3 separate regions of the Mus musculus genome follow, and regions 1 and 2 are each linked to region 3. Evidence: chromatin contacts called from ENCODE Hi-C or POLR2A ChIA-PET data. All regions are on one chromosome and are shown on one strand. Each heading gives the region's core, a stretch centred on a gene start or an enhancer-like site at or near the end of the contact. The rest is flanking DNA. Distances are from core to core; before and after follow the strand shown.

What was found. A loop is a pair of places that touch in the nucleus more often than their neighbours do. ChIA-PET counts read pairs that join two places held with the same protein, here RNA polymerase II (POLR2A).
Region 1: a loop to region 3 is called in a map of T-helper 1 cell, with 2.8 times the contacts of the local background. The contact joins the promoter of Fem1b here to the promoter of Anp32a in region 3. A Hi-C loop is called at or near these places in 1 of 37 maps with a recorded cell type or tissue (T-helper 1 cell). POLR2A ChIA-PET finds 5 or more read pairs at or near these places in 1 of 5 experiments (Patski).
Region 2: a loop to region 3 is called in a map of v-Abl transformed pro-B cells, with 2.6 times the contacts of the local background. The contact joins the promoter of Kif23 here to the promoter of Anp32a in region 3. A Hi-C loop is called at or near these places in 2 of 37 maps with a recorded cell type or tissue (T-helper 2 cell and v-Abl transformed pro-B cells).

The regions. Positions count from the first base shown.
Region 1 is chr9:62,809,970-62,813,156 of GRCm38, reverse strand. It overlaps Fem1b (fem 1 homolog b), which reads left to right and starts at 1,509. Exons shown (of 2, transcript NM_010193.4): 1 at 1,509-2,099. The coding sequence starts at 1,852.
Region 2 is chr9:61,945,056-61,948,422 of GRCm38, reverse strand. Kif23 (kinesin family member 23) reads left to right here and starts at 1,624. Exons shown (of 23, transcript NM_024245.4): 1 at 1,624-1,811; 2 at 3,004-3,073. The coding sequence starts at 1,801.
Region 3 is chr9:62,339,081-62,342,700 of GRCm38, reverse strand. Anp32a (acidic (leucine-rich) nuclear phosphoprotein 32 family, member A) reads right to left here and starts at 1,358. Exons shown (of 7, transcript NM_009672.3): 1 at 1,147-1,358. The coding sequence starts at 1,200. It overlaps Gm20346 (predicted gene, 20346), which reads left to right. Exons shown (of 2, transcript NM_001378702.1): 2 at 713-1,199. The coding sequence ends at 777.

The sequences.
Region 1 (3,187 bases), core at 260-2,759, 470 kb before region 3:
CCCCTCCCCCCGACATTTGCATAGGGATCTGAAAATAGGTAACTGTTTTAGGAGATAATCTGAGAAGTGGTTTATCCTCCACTTAATCCCAGCCTCTCCTAACTGGCCTTTGAACTTCTAAACTCTTGCTTCCTGGGCTATGTTCTGCACACATTAGGGAGCATGCATGTGATCTTAAAAAAAAAAAAAAAAGCGCCATCTTGTCACTTTTCTATTTAAAACTCCCTAAATGCAATCCCAGAGTAAACCAAACCGTTTGCATAGGTCACTGGGCCACATGACTTGCATCCTGCTGACTTAATCCTTTAGAACTCTTCCTACAGTCAGCAGCCACACTGCTTCTGTTCTGAGCTCACCATCTGTCTTCTGCTCAGGATCTTTGAACTATTTCCATTGTCCAGCCTCTGTTTCAGGCACCTGTTACAGAGGACTTCTCTGACCACCCAGGCGAAGTCTCCTAGTCCACACCCATAGCCCTTGTTTCATAGTAATGACATGAATCCAACAACTCTACATCATTTATTTGTCTGCTTTCTCCACACAACCACACAAGCCCCAGGAGAGAAAGGCCTAGCCTAGATGAAGAAATCTCTGATGCTAACCAAAGCCTTGTACGTGAATGGCTTATAGCATTCTTTGGATAAATGCTCTTTTCAAATCCTAACAATTCTGTGACGTGTAAGTGAGACAGCGGAGGTTCTGCAGGGTCAGGACTAGAGACTGGTTCCATCTGGCTATGACTGCTGCCTCTTAGCTCTTTATCTTACACACTTAATCCCCTTTCCTGGGAGGTCTGGTGAGGCTTTCAGTTGCTTTTCAGTGAAGCGGCTCTCGCCCTCCCAAATTTCGGAGGCTCATAATAGCCCTTATTCAAAAATGGATCTTTTGGGTGCTCTTTCCCCTTTTCCTGTGGCCCCCACCTCGCGCCCCCGCGCGTGAATCACTGGCAGACAGTATCCCACAGTAATAATCATAAAACTGGATGTGCTTTCTAGCCCGTAGATTCAGTAGCCTTCTCTCCGCCCCCAGCCTTGACTAAGCATCCTAGGGTCCTGTGGGGGCGAGATGGCTACTTGCGTCAAGGGCACTAGGGACTTTCAAACCCGCATCAGAGCTCAGCTAACTGCGCACAGCGGAACCTTTCTTTAGGATAGCCTCGTTTGCCCGCCGGTCGGTTTAGGAAGCAATACCTACTTAAGCGTCCCTCCCACTCCTGCCTTCCCTCCCTCCCTTCGGCTCCGTCTGCGGCGGCTGCTTTCCTCCCGCCCTAAGTTCCGGTGCTGGTGCTGCCGGCGCGGTCCGCGAACACCCACGCGCGGCTCACGGGAGCCCCGCTCGCCAGCGGACCCTTTCGATCGCCGGTGGGCGAGTGCCCGCGGTTTTCCTGCGGCGAGGAGCTAAGTGGAGGCCGTTCCAGACCCTCCGGCCCGGCGCGGGCAGGCGTGCACATCGCTCGCTATCCAGGGCGTGCGCGGGCCTCTCGAGACCCCAGCGGCGACCCGTAGCTCGGGCGCGCGCCTGTCGCAGCCCGCAGGAAGGAGGCGGCCTGAGACCCGGGGCGGCGGCCGCCATGGAGATCCCCTCGGCCCAGGGCCGGTGCCTGGGGCCTCGGGGGCGGCCCTGACCGTCCTTCTCCCCGCCCGGGCCGGGTCCCACTTGTGCCTCCGGCGGTGCTCGGCCACCTCTGCGTCTCCGCCCTCCCTGGGTCGCGCTGCTGCCTGGACACGGCGGCGGCGCCCTGTTGAATGGGCTGTGAGGGCCCGGGTCTGAAGTGCTGGTGGACGCGGCCTCCGGGGGCGCAAGGCAGCAGCAGCGGTGGCGACCAAACGGGTGTTGGAGTTGGCGGCGGCCATGGAGGGCCTGGCTGGCTATGTGTACAAGGCGGCCAGCGAGGGCAAGGTGCTCACTCTGGCTGCCTTGCTCCTTAACCGGTCAGAGAGCGATATCCGCTACCTGCTGGGCTATGTCAGTCAGCAGGGAGGACAGCGCTCCACACCCCTCATCATCGCAGCCCGCAATGGGCACGCCAAGGTGGTGCGCTTGCTGTTAGAACACTACCGTGTGCAGACCCAGCAGACCGGCACCGTCCGCTTCGACGGGTAGGTACATCCCAACTCCATCCTCCCTCCGACGCGCGCGGGCCTCCCAAGCCCTGGATCCTCTCATCCTTCATTAACCCTGTTTTCATGTGTGGACTCAGTTCTTTTTCATATCCCTTCACCCCCATTGATGCCCACCTCGTCTCCCAGAGCTATGCTTTGCTGCCTTTTCTTATCGACTCCTACCCTTTTCCCCCTGTAGGTGGTAGCCACACCCTGGGTCTTGAGATCTATAGTCTTCATTAGTCAGCGAACACGCACTGTCGGAGTGGTGGCTGCCCATCTAGGTTTTTGTATCTTTATATCAGCACTGGCGTAGTAACCTAGATCGGAAATTAACGAGATCAACAATTAAAATTGAGGACCTTTTGATGCTTCATTTAACCTCTCCATATCCCTTCTCCTCCCGCTCCCCCCCTCCCGTGGTCGGATCGAGCCTCAAGCAGGTCGTGGGACTATCTGTTAAAATAAGCCCCTAGAATCTTGTCATGCAGCTGGGCATCTCTAGGCACGGTTCTGACTCTCCCACAATGCTGGCCAATATTTTTGGCTGTACAGGTGGCTCTGGGCCTGGCGTAGAAGTTACGCCATTGCTAAATTACATGTATAGGGTGATACAGTGGGAAGGTTTCACAAACACTTAACATTGTTCAAAAATTTACTATTTACTATTATTCTAATATTTTTTTTCATTTGAGGTTAATTGTACATATTTTTGGGGGGCGGAGGAAGATAACAGAGTCGTCACGTTTGATACCTTTTTTTTTTTTCCTGTGCTGAACGATTGCGGAATGATTGGCATAATATAGCTGTATTCAGTTTGCTTTGTTTACATTGGTTTTTGTTGACCTGTAAATGAATAAGCTATTACTAGTTTAGCATTTTCTTTTGCAGTAGGTGGAATCTACGTATAGAAATGCAATTTAGTTTTGGTTAGTAAAAACTGCCTGACCAAAAAAGCCTGTTTGGAAGCATTCTTATATTCTCTAGCCCCTCCCTCCCTCCCTCCCTCCCTCCCTTCTTCTTTGCTACTTCTGGTCTCCAAAACCAGGTCTTGCTGCATAGCCCAGGCTGACCTGGAATCCCCC
Region 2 (3,367 bases), core at 375-2,874, 390 kb after region 3:
AAAAAAAAAAAAGAAAGAAAGAAAGAAAAAAGAAAAGAAAAGAAAACGAATGAGTTAGAGAGCCTTACTATGGATGGACAGGAGCAAGAGAGAGAAAACCCAGCATGAGTCAAAGCTACAGATGGAGCATGGGAGAGCCCCTCCAGTGTCCTTCAGTGAGAGCCTCCACCGCTTTCAACGCTTAGGGCCATGCCCATAGTGGTAAGCACCGAGCGTGCAACAGTGCCATCTAGCGAGGCTGAAGAGGATACGCTGGGAGAGGACTCCGTAAACAGGGGCCGGGCACCGCGTGGGGTGATGCTGAAATCAACGGTGCAGTGAGGGGCGGCAGGGGCTCTGGGATCCAGAGAAGGTGAGGCATTCTCCGAGGAAAGGAAGGCTGAGAGACAGCAGAGAGACTCGAGTGTGGGGGCAGAAACGTTCCACGCATGAGCGTTGGGCTTGGGACAGGTGAGAGGTGACGCAACTGAACAGGAAGACTAGCCTCAGGGCCCCACTGAGGGTCTCAAGCAAAGGGCGATGACCCACCCTAGGGCTCTCCCAGACCTGTGACTTATAGGTGAGAGTGCAGTCAAATGGATCGGTTTTGGAAAGTGATGGTGGCAAAGCCTGGTAGCTTTCTATCTGCTTCTGGAAATTTATCCATGGATGCATTTTCAGGTTTATTCATCGAAGCAGTTTGCAACAGTAAATATTGGAAAGACTAATGTCCAGTAATATGGACATTAACTATGGATATTAAACTGGCTATCCTTATCAGTGCTGGCCCTAAAGGAAGTTCTAAGTGGAGCTTGAGTCACAGAACGCAGGTGTGGCTACATCCCTGGGGAATCGTCAGCATGGGGGCTGGGATTAAATGAGAAAGAATCAACTTGTAGAAGGCAAAGGGTAAACGGTGGTTGCACAAGGGCAGTGGGTAGATTTTATGCATCTCTGTATATCCAGGAAACATCAAAATCAAGAATTTGAAGGTTAAGGATGTGTGGCTTAGTGGTATCACCTTTGCCTAACATTGTGAGGCTCTAGGTTTGATCACTAGCACCATGAAACACACACACACACACACACACACACACACACACACACACACACAGAGAGAGAGAGAGAGAGAGAGAGAGAGAGAGAGAGAGAACTGGAGAATCCAGAGAAAGGAACTTACAACAGGTTGTCTGCCAAGTTGGTATAGTCTTCAAGATCATTCTGGGGTCCTCACTGTAAGTGTGAGGCCAGCCTGGGATACAAGATACTCTCGTCTCAAAATAAATATCAAAAGTAAGATAAAATGTAAACGTAGAACTAAAAGTAAAGGTAAAAATAAAATATAAATACAATAAAATGAATAAGATGATGTGGTAGCCAGCGGCCAGCCTGAAATTAGAACATGCCCGACCAAGGCTTTACTTCCTTAGAGGTTCTCAGGACAAAGACTGGGAGATCTCAGCTTCTGCGTCAGAACGGAAGGGCGGAAGGGCCGGGATTTCCCCTCTCAGGTTTTTCTCCAGCGCTGCCCTCCTCAGCCTCCGGCTGGCGCCCTTGGGTTGCCAAGGAGACGAGCGCCCCTGCTGGCCGTGCCAGCGCTCCCCGAGGCCCCGCCCCTTCGCCGCAGGCGGCCGCTGATTGGCCTGTTTGAAATGCGCCGGGCGGGCGCACACTTGGGCTTGCAGCGTCGCCGCCGGGCTCTCCTCAGATTGAGTCCTGGTCCCCGCGGCCGTGGTTTGCTCGGCTTAGTTCCCGCCAGCCTTGCTCCTGTCGGAGCCCGACGTCCCGCGCGCGCGTCAGGATAGCACGGAGCCTGCGGTCATGAAGTCAGCGTGAGTACTGGTGGGAGGACTGCGTGGGGGTCGCCGCCCTCCTCACGCTGAGACTGGGGACTGCCCGGGAGCTGAGTCCGTAGTACAGTGTAGGCCGAAGCTCCGCACTGCAGAGTTCTGGTGGCTGGCGACCCTGGTGTGCCGGCGCCCTCCCAGTCCTCTGAGCCCGCGAAGGCTGCCTCCGAATCCGGGGCTGTCTGCCACCACCTCCTCGGGTTGCCATCCTTTGGGCTGCCCATCCCTCCCCAGCTTCCTTCCTCCCCGCCCGCTGCGCAGGTGGCAGGTCTGGGGACCCCGGGCGGCGCGCAGCCGGGGTGCGCGCTGGCACTTTGGGGGAGTTGAGCCTCCACAGCTCCGTCGGCATCCCTTCCCTAGTTCTAGCCTTGAGGTCAGGGTCCTTCTGCAGCTCCGCCACCTTGCGCTATCTTTGTCCCCAGGCCATCCCACACGCCTACTCTATCTCCCACGCCCACATTCCTCAGTATTCCTAGACTCTTCAGGAGAGCCACATCCTGGTTACACTTTTACTGCGAAGGAGGGCTGGCTTTAGAAATCGTTACTTTCACACGCACACACACGAAAAAAAAAAAAAACGGAACTTTTTAAAATGAGGAAACGTCAGTCTTTATATTTACTTAAGGATACCTACCCTAGTATATCGCTGGACTCTGGTTTGCTTCTAGTTTACGTGTGACTCTATTGAGAAAAGTACTTTAATAATCTACAGTCTAAACGAGTCTTTTGGTTTAATTTGTGTTAAATATTCTTGTAGCCTATAAACGAGAAAGGAAAAAAAAGTTAAATGATAGAGAATGTTGAAATAAAATAATTTTTTATATTGTTTACTTAAAATAGCAAGACATTTCAGCATTGTGAATAATCTAATCTTCCTACATAGCATGAGCAAATCTCTGAATTTGCACTCCAACACTTAAAAAAAATACAAACAAAAGTTCCACTGAGTACTAATGGTATCAAAAGTGTATTTTCCCAATTGAAATTTTAATGAGTTAAATTACATATACCACATTTCTCGAGTACAGTTTATTGTTTATATACATGTTATTTGCTGTGCGGTATTTGAGATTGCTGGGAAATGATTTTTTTAAGCCTTAGGAAGTTCATTGTTAGAATTTGTGATGTCTTCTATGTTAGTGTTGAATTTATGGCTTTTTTTTCTCTTTTTAACCAGGAAGGCTAAGACGGTCAGAAAACCTGTAATAAAAAAAGGATCTCAGACAAACCTTAAAGATCCAGTGGGGGTAAGGTGTGTGTGTGTGTGTGTGTGTGTGTGTGTATTTTCTTTCTTTAGTCCACTTCTTGTATGTGTGTGCTTGAAAGGGGAGGAAAGCAATATGAAAGTCGGGTTAAAGAGCACGCAGTTAAACCGATGCACTGAATTGTATAAAGCTGGGTTTAGCTGGGAAGTTTGCTTTCTGTAAAGGGACTCTTTAGTTGTTGACTGCAAACCTACTATCACTAATTAGATTTGAAAGGTTAAATGGTCTCTCCCAGCAGGTTCTACTCTTTGGGGTGGGGATGGGTGGGGACTTTTT
Region 3 (3,620 bases), core at 109-2,608:
GGCAGCTCGGGTTCTGATAAAGTTTCTCGTGCCCATTTATTAACCAAGCGCCGAATGGCTGCCAGGGAGCCCACCCCAGGAGAAGCAAGGACCGGGAAGGTGGGGTGTCTGCTGCCGATGAGGCGTCAGGGTGCCAAGGCTGGCATCTGGGGAGGGAGCCGGGGGCCAGAACGGGACGCAGCCTCCGGGCAACTTACATTAGCGACGCTCGTGGTTGGGGAGGCGCGAGGATTATCTGAGCATTTGCACACTTCACAATCCCTCCCCCTTAACCTAAGGTACCCCCCCTCCCTTTCCGCGAGGAAGAAGGGAGAAAAGACAGCATCTGGCCCAAAGGTGGGGTGGAAAGAGTGAGAGAGAAAGGAGAAGGAAGGCAGACAGAGAAAGGGAGGGAGGGAGAGAAAGGGCGCGTTCACGAACACGACAAAGTTACAAATATGGCTCCCCACCTCTCGCCTCATCCCCGCAGAGAAACGAAGACGCGCTTTAAACTCGAGCCATCTCCCAACTCCGCAGCAGTCGGGTCCCCACGCGCTCTCCCCGGGGTCCTCGGGCTACATTGATCAGAAACTATACCGGACTCGCGAAGCCCAAAACTTATTGTGTGCGAGCGAGCGAAAGAGACTGCAAAGGGAGGGGGCAGGCGCGGGAGGGGGCGGAAAGGGGGTTACGCTTCTAAAATATAACAACCCCTTTTTGTTGTTTAATCCAGGAGGCAGCCCATCTTCTCCTCCCCTCGATCATCTTTTCCATCCAGATGCAAGTCGTGGGAGCTGAGAGCTCGGACGAGGGTGAAATTGCCGCCTTCCCTCCGACCCGAACGCGTGCGCCCCGCCGGCCCCCCGCTGGGTGCACACTCGCACGCACACCCTCGCACCCATACCCGCACACGCGGGAGCACACGCACAGGTAGTCAGTCACACACCAAGGGCAGCAGCGACGGCGGACGAAACATGCTCCGGTGGCATTGCAACCCCCCCCACCCCCGCCATCCAACCTTGCAATTCATTTGCAGTCAGACCCCAAACCCCACACCTTCCCCGGAGCCCCCCTCCATAAAAAAGTGCCTTCCCCCCAAAACACACACGCACACATAACACAAAGTAGGAGAATGGACCGACAGAGATATTTTTGGCAAATGCTCACATCAGAGGGCGTCCTGTTCCGCAGCTCTAAATAAATCCGTTTGTCCATCTCCATCTCTCGCGCTCTCTCTTTCTGCAGAGGATCCTGCGCCAGCGGAATTCAATCAATAAACCCCGAACCCACGGCCGCGCGTTTTAGGACTTTGAAGGCTCAACCAGCTCCGCTCGGTTCTCGAGCCCCCAGCACCCGCGGCGCACACTAACCTGATCGCCGTAGAGGCGGGACCTGCGGCTCCTTGCGTGGAGCGGCGGCAACAAGAGCCAATCAAATGGCGAGGCTTCGGACGCCAGCCAATAGTGGTGGTGGCGGCGGGGGGCAGGGTCCAATGGGCATCCTGCGCAGCGGGCCAGGGAGGCTCAGCCATTTGGCTGTGGTGCCGGAGACGGACCCCTTTAGATACCGGGGCCGCCGAAGAGGAGCGCGGCTGCACCTTGGTGGTTGCGCGCTGGGGGCGGGAGGGAAGGCAGGGCAGGTGCGTGGACCTGAAGGTTCGTGGCCGGGGGCGGGGCCGCAGGTGCGTGGACACGGGAGGGGCGGGGTCCTTGCGGGGGCATCCTCTGGGTGCTGGGCGGGCGGACGAGGCCTGGGGCGCGCGGGCACAAGGCAGGCCCAAGGAGGGCGCGCATTTTTGGAGCGCACGAAGGACAAATCCCACCACACACACACACACCCCGGGATGCCCACTTGGCACAACCCCTCCGACCGGTCTGCTCCCATCTCCGCAATTAAATAATCAAGTCTTAAGTGCATGACGCTCCCACATCCAAAGGAGCGAGGGCGCGATCTCGACCCCAGAGGCTTGGCAATCTGATGCCCTGTCTTAAAAGAAGCAATTCCCCGAGAGTCATCGGGGGGATCTTGTATAGGGCAATTAATGAATGGAAAGGCCGCAGATGGAGAACTGTATAAAATATTAAAAAGTGGAAAAGGAAGGTGCTGGGAACTGCCGATTCTCAGAGCCGAACATAATTGACGGGCTTTATAGGATTTTTTGAGAGAGAGCGTTGCACGTTTCATTCTAATCGTTTGGTTGGATCTGCATTGCCAAAGAGTCGCTAACTGGGGGCACTTACGCCAGGTCTTACAGTTGCTTTGGGTTTTGTTTTTGTTCGACCACGTTACGTTTTTTAAGAAACCTTTACAGCCCTGGTTCCCATTGGGTTACCAGCTTCCTATGGGCAGCCCTCGGACCTCATGGTACTATGTGGATGTCCGGCTGTGAACAAATTACGGGATACATGTTTAATTTTATTCACACAACTTTATCATAGTGTCTTTTCCTATGTGTCTTCATCTACACGCTTCTGCAAACACCCCCAAAGTAATTCTTTTTTTGAGACATTAGAACTAAGTATTTTATTTAGTTAGTTCTTTTAGATCAAACAAATGGATTTGAAAGCTGATAAATGTTTATTCTAAGTAGCTGGAAGTACAAAATAAAACCATTTCGTCTGGGTAAATATGTAATTTCTTTACGTTGTTCATTTGACATTTCTTATCCTTAGATTTTTGTTAATTTTTACAAAGGCTGTATATCTGGAATGTTTCAATTGTATTGTTTCCTTTTAAAAACACAAAGAACTCCAAATTATCTCTTTGCCAATGTATCAGCTCATGTTTCTGGATAAGGTTTTTAAAGCAATAATAGTTTTTCATTACAAATATTTTAAGAAGGTGTAGTGTACAAAATCTGTTATAGCAGAAGTCTTGAAGTTCTTGTTCTTTTGGATGGTAAATGCTCGCTTGCTTCTTAAACACTGAAGTTGAGGACCTGCTATCAGCAGTGTTGTGAGAGAGTCCTTTCCAAGGAATAACTCTCAAAACACATCGGAGCAAGGAGGTGTCCATTCTACCTCCTCTGCTAAGAAGCCAAGAGCTCAAGTGACAGGGACAGAAGAAAACAGAATTGTGAAGAGGTGGAAGTTTCATATGAAGAGAAACCAAAGTGTTAGAGACTAATTAGAATAGAAAACTGAAAGTGTTAGACATCACTTCATTTTGGAGCATCTTCCTTTTACAAATTTTGAAGAACAGCTTTTGCATTTAGTGTCACAAAACTGAAAGATGGCTTTTACTCGGTGTCAGTCAGTATAGAAGCTGAACCATATATATATATATATGTATATATATATGTATATATATACATATATATATATGAATGTGTGTAATTATTATTTACAGGGTTATTAAATTACATTTTTATTGTGTGTTTTAGTGGTAGGTACTGCTCCCAGTTGATCTGTATTTCAGGAAAGTAGTAAGAAAAACCCAACCTCTCTTGGGAGAATTTTTATATGGACCTGGAACAGGTGCGGTTCCTCATTACAGACTGAAACTACAACAGGCTTCGAGGAATAGGCAGTCTGATGCTGGGCAGTGGTGGGCAGGTGGATTTCTGAGTTCGAGACCAGCTTGCTCTACAGAGTGAGTTCCAGGACCAGGACCCCCATGGCTACACCGAGAAACCCTGCCTG